Regions from separate parts of the Homo sapiens genome. Here region 1 is linked to region 2. Evidence: read pairs that join two places in POLR2A ChIA-PET (ENCODE). Cell type or tissue: Panc1. All regions are shown on one strand. Each heading gives the region's core, and the rest is flanking DNA. Links, peaks and the distances in the headings are about the cores only.

What was found. Peaks named below come from ENCODE experiments on the same cell type or tissue, not always from the same donor. Only the 100,000 strongest peaks of a DNase experiment are listed, where the experiment ranks them.
Region 1: POLR2A ChIA-PET joins it to region 2 with 6 read pairs; 2 of 35 experiments call an interaction of 5 or more read pairs at or near these places.

Annotation. Positions count from the first base shown.
Region 1 is chr5:140,724,907-140,727,822 of GRCh38, reverse strand. All of the region lies in intron 1 of LOC105378198 (a long non-coding RNA gene), which reads right to left. It also overlaps VTRNA1-3. Among named protein-coding and RNA genes, the nearest start is that of ZMAT2, 26 kb to the right of the region's middle. RefSeq lists an enhancer at 1,585-1,879. In Panc1, for the core only: no CTCF peak of the experiment used is centred there; a DNase peak (open chromatin) is centred at 1,652; H3K4me3 peaks cover 1,618 bases.
Region 2 is chr5:140,483,655-140,486,570 of GRCh38, reverse strand. It overlaps ANKHD1-EIF4EBP3 (ANKHD1-EIF4EBP3 readthrough), which reads right to left. Exons shown (of 36, transcript NM_020690.6): 12 at 1,323-1,450; 13 at 839-982. ANKHD1 (ankyrin repeat and KH domain containing 1) reads right to left here. Exons shown (of 34, transcript NM_017747.3): 12 at 1,323-1,450; 13 at 839-982. Among named protein-coding and RNA genes, the nearest start is that of EIF4EBP3, 63 kb to the left of the region's middle. In Panc1, for the core only: no CTCF peak of the experiment used is centred there; no DNase peak of the experiment used is centred there.

The DNA.
Region 1 (2,916 bases), core at 117-2,616, 240 kb before region 2:
CCAGCCTGGGCAACATGGTGAGACCCCCATCTCTACAAAAATAAAATAAAATAAAATACTAAATTTAGCCAGGCGAGGTAGTGCGCACCTGTGGTCCCAGCTACTCGGGAGGAGGCTGAGGCAGGAGGATCGCTTGAGCCCAGGAGGCAGAGGTTGCTGTGAGCAGAGATGGAGCCGCTGCACTCCAGCCTGGGAGACAGAGACAGGCTGTGTCTCGAAAAGAAAAAGAAAAAGAAAGTTAAGAGTCCCACAGAAATGAAACAGAATCACAAAATCAGAAGACATCAGCCAGTGCGCCACTCTAAAAAAAGAGGGCACTCTTGAACTAAGAAAGCTGGTAAGGCACCCAACCTCCTGCCTCATTTGCAGTTGCTGAAACTGGAAAATAAAATATTACAAAATGCACAGAAAATTGCAGACATATTATATAGAAAAAATTTAAGTGAAAATCTATATTTTCTAAAAAAAAAAAACTCAACATGATACCAGAAACCTGAAACATAATATTCCAGCCAAAATTAAATAACCTTAAACAATAATTTGGTAACATGAAAAAAAATGCCATGAATCAGAAAAATAACTCAGAACAGAAATGGACAAAGAACGAAATAACTAAGAAAACAGTTTGTTAAAAAAAAAAAAGCAGGAGAAATAGAAGAATAAAAAAATCAGAAAAAAAAACTAAATTATAAGATGTTCGAAGAGGAAGAGCTTTTACTTAAAATATAATAACTGGTATTGAGGAAAGGTATTAACACAGCCAATAAAATAAAAATAAAATCAAAAGAAAGCAATTCAGCCGGGTGCAGTGGCTCACGCCTGTAATCCCAGCACTTCGGGAGGCCGAGGCGGGTGGATCACAAGGTCAGGAGTTCGAGACCAGCTTGGCCATTATGGTGAAACCCTGTCTTTACTAAAAATACAAAAATTAGCCAGGTATGGTGGCATGTGCCTGTAGTCCCAGCTACTCAGGAGGCTGAGGCAGGAGAATCGCTTGAAAAAAGGAGATGGAAGTTGCAGTGAGCGGAGATCGCACCATTGCACTCCATCCTGGGCAACAGAGTGAGATTCCATCTGAAAAAAAAAAAAGCCATTCAAAGGATCAGACAGAAAGTGGCGTTGGTGTAGAGGCAAAGATCCAACATACATTGCAGTCCCTGAAGAAGAATAAAACAATGGAACCGATGTAATCTTCAAAACTATAATAAAAGAAACTTGGGTCTACATATCGAAAGGAAACCTAGGAAAAATTATATGGAATGATCAAGTCTGAGGTATATCTTAGAGCATCCATTAGATTTGAAAGAAAAACTCCTGTGGGCCTCAGGCAAAAAGGACAAGAAGATACAAATATACAGGTAACTGTTAGAACAAACACGTGAACATTACTGAACACTGAAAAAACTTTAAAAGTTAAGAGTTTGGTTGTGTTTGGATTTTAAGCACTTCCTTGCTTTCTAGCACTACGAGGTGCTCCGTGTCCATTTCTATATTTCCTGCCCACTACTAAAATCAGCCATTTCTCCAAGAAACCCTGGATCCTTTTATTATGGAAAGTGAGCTGAACTTCAGCAGTAAGAGGGCTGGAGAGCGCCCGCGGGTCTCGAACAACCCAGAGAGGTGGTTTGATGACACGCGAAGTAACCGCTGAGCTAAAGCCAGCCCAGAGGTTGCTTTCGGATTGTATTTTCTTGACTGGTGAGAAAGACCTACGTCACAAAGAGTGAGTCAAAACAACGGTGCTTTAGCTTGACTCAGCGACCTGGACTGTCCAATCCGCCGCTATCTCCAGGCAATTGCAGAGTGTCCATCTGGGGACATACAGCAGTGACAAGTACTCAGCCTTCCTCTAACCCCTGGAGAGCTCTTCCGCGGTTGTGCCCCCGGTTTATTCTCTCCTCAGCAGTCACCTGGTCCACAACTCTCCACACGCCCCCACCTCCTTTGCCTCCAGCTTTTGCGCTCCCAAAACAACCACGCAGGGTCACTTTGTGATCAAATCGACTTTTACAAGTAGAGCTTGGGTCATAAGAGTGGAGTCTTTACAAGGTGTAAATTGTATTTCAGACCTTATCTTAGAACTTCGCTGCTAAACTAGATAAACCTTACATCCTCTCCCCAGGGGAAACTTCCTGCGGCGCTTTTTTTTTTTTTTTTTTTTGACAGAATACCCCTCTGTCACCCTGTCACCCAGGCTGCAGTGCAATGGCCCCATCTAGGCTCAACCCATACGCCCCTCTTAGCCTTCCCAGTAGCTAGGACTACAGGCAGTCCACCATGCCCAACTAATTTTTTTTTTCCTGAGACGGATTCTCCACGCCGTTGCCCAAGCTGGATTGCAGTGGCAACAACTCGGCTCACTGCAGCCTCCGCCTCCCAGGTTCAAGCGATTCTCATGCCTCATCCTCCCAAGTAGTTGGGACTACAGGCATGCGCCACCACACCCAGCTAATTTTTATATTTTTTAGTAGAGAGGAAGTTTCACCATGTTGGCCAGGCTGGTCTCGAACTCCTGACCTCAGGTGATCCGCTTGCCTCGGCCTCCCAAAGGGCTGAGATTACAGGCTTCAGCCACCATGCCCAGCCTTTCTTGTTTTGTTTTGTTTTGTCTTTTTGTAGAGACAGGCTCTTGCTATGTTGCCAAGGTTGACCTGGAACTGGCCTCAACAGATCCTTCCACCTTGGCCACCCAAAGCGCTAGGATTACCCGTGTGAGCCTCCATGCCTGGCCTAAAAATTATTTCCATTTTTAATACTACAGTAACATCTATTATTTTTATGTGCACTGTAAACAGCTAATCTTTCTTCCCCAAATTCCTACTTTTCTCCAATTAACCACTGTTTATATTTCAATGTGTATCCTTCCAGTCCTTTCCCTCAATCTGTATATTTAACTGTATACAAAACATAAGGTTT
Region 2 (2,916 bases), core at 88-2,587:
TAGCAGTTTTCAGAATGACTTTGTAGAAAAGAATTTAGATTTCACCAACTTAATATACTAGTAAAAGCTCCATAATTTAAGGTGGGTTTAAAAGTTACTTTAATGAACTTCTAGCGCTTATGTTACCTATACTTTCATGGTTGACAAAAGTCACTATCTCTAGGATAATTAATACTACCTTGGGAGGTATTAAGAAAATGCTTTCTCGGCCGGGCATGTGGCTCACGCCTGTAATTCCAGCACTTTGGGAGGCCGAGGCAGGTAGATCGCCTGAGCTCAGGAGTTTGAGACCACCCTGGGCAACATGGTGAAACTCCATCTCCACTAAAATACAAAAAATTAGCTGGGCGTGGTGGCGCACACCTATAGTCCCAGCTACTTGGGAGACTAAGGCAAGAGAATCGCTTGAGCCTGGGAGGCGGAGGTTGCGGTGAGCTGAGATTGTGCCACTGCACTCCAGCCTGGGCAACAGAGCAAGACTCCATCTCAAAAAAAAAAACAAAAGAAAAAAGAAAAAGCTTTCTCTTGATTCTCTTGTTAAAAAACAAATAAAAAACCCTGAAAAACCTAGTTGTAATAAGATAACAACTTAGAATACTTACGTTTATATTTGATATTAAGTGGTTTTTAAAAACCACTATTCTCAATAAATAAGGCAATAACAAATTTCAGTGTACCTTTAAAGAAAATAAATCCTAAAGAATTTAGAGTCATGATTTTCTCAATATGTAACAGAGAATAAAAACAAGTCCATTTTGCTTAAAACTGATTTTAAACAAAAACTTCTAATCATGTTGAAGAATATTTATATTAACAAACAAGCTCCATTTTACTTTACCTGAGACTGATCTTGAGAAGGTGGAGGGAGCTGAGACACATCTGTGGTGGGAACTGACAGAACATTATTTGGATAATCCAACAGATAAGAAACTACATTAGTATGGCCACCCTTTGCAGCTTCAATGAGCATTGTTGAACCATCCTGAAAAAGAATTGCCATGATAATTAATTCTTTATAGTTTCTTAGCAGCTCATATAAAATCAAAACTCATTTAAACAGTATTAAATACTAAGCACTAAGATAGATCAAACATATTTTTATAACTATACACATATTATTTATATATATATACACATACATACGTGTGTGTGTGTGTGTGTGTGTGTGTGTGTTTTAATAGAGATGGGGTCTCCTTATGTTGCCTAGACTAGTCTCAAACTCCTGGGCTCAAGTGATCCACCCGCCTCAGCTTTCTAAAGTGCTGGGATCATAGACATGAGCCACCGCACACAGCCTGTTTACTTATTTTTAAGTAGACTACCTTGAGTCGATGAGTAGGGTCAGCCCCATGAGCCAAGAGAAGCTCAACAACTGCCAGGTGGCCTCCTGCACATGCCAGCGACACTACTGTATGATCATTATTGGCTGTAGCCCTGTTAACATTGGCACCTTTGAAGAAAAATAAATCGCAATCTTAGCAAAGGTTGACATCAAGCTAGTTCATAGTCAATATCATTTAAAAATTTTTTGTGAAGTATAATGTAGATACAAAAAAATATACAAATCATTAAGTGTATAGTTTGAATTTTTTTCACAAAATGAACACACACCTGTGTAACCAGCACCCAGAGGAAGAAACAGAACATTATCCACATACCAAAAGCCCCATCTTGTGCTCCCTTTCAGTCACTACCCAGCCTCCCAATGGTAACCACTACCCTGACTTCCAAACTGGTTTTAGTTTTTGAACTTTATATGAACGGAATCATACAATGTACTCTTTTGCGTCTGGCTTCTTTCACTCAATATTATATTTGTGAGATTCATCCACAATGTTGCATGAAGCTGTAGTTCGTTCATTCAATATCACTTTTAAAATGGAAAATCTAGAAGACTAAGATTAATAAATATATACAGGTTAATGTAAGCATCAAATAACACCACTGTATATAACTCAAAATGTTTCAAAGACATTTTTGATCTACTAGAAAGTGGCAATATAGCCAGGTCTCAAAGTAAAGAAAACAGATTTTTTTAAGCAATGTTTAAGAGATATATAATTCTTCATATTGTGTATTTTAAGAGTCAGGGGACCTAGATATGGAGAGAAGACAGAATATTATCCAGATATGTTATCTGAAAGGCAAGTTGTTCAATAGCTGTGTATAACATGACCTGAAAAATGTCTAAATGCAAAGTCTTTTCTTAGTTTCTTTTTTGATAAATTATTTTTGACCCCTGGAAAAAATAACTTTAGTTCAGCTACCTTTAACAATTCCAAAAGATCTCAACTAGAAAGTTAAGACTATAGAAATATTCATTCTTCCTTCTTAATTCTACCTATCTTATTTAAGAGAAAAATAAGTCAGTGGGTAAAACCACTACTATTAGTTTGTCTAATTTTCAGAAAATATCCAGCTGAATCTAATCCTAACTTGCATAAAAGTACCTTTTGGGAAAGGTAAAACGCAGCAATAAACATCCTGAGATTAGCAACATGAAATTATTTTAGATGACAGGATTATTTGACATAGAAAGGATATAATCAATGTGTTCCTATTCCTGATAAGCCTGATTATATTCTTAGCAGGTTGTTGTTGGGTATGATTAGGTATTCTCTTTAGTAAAGAAACATAAGAGAACTCCAGAGTTTATCCATCTATTTATTTCTGTGTGGTTGAGGTAAACAGCTTTTACAGACTATATTATGTAAAGATATGCCTTACTTGGCAGCAAAAATGCAATATGAAGAAAATAAACCTAGTTTTATCCAATTCAGAGGAAAACAAGTACATTTAAAAGGATAAAATCTGGCCAGGTGCAGTGGCTCATGCCTGTAATCCCAGCACTTTGGGAGGCCGAGGCGGGCAGATCACCTGAGGTCAGGAGTTTGAGACCAGCCTGGCAAACCATGG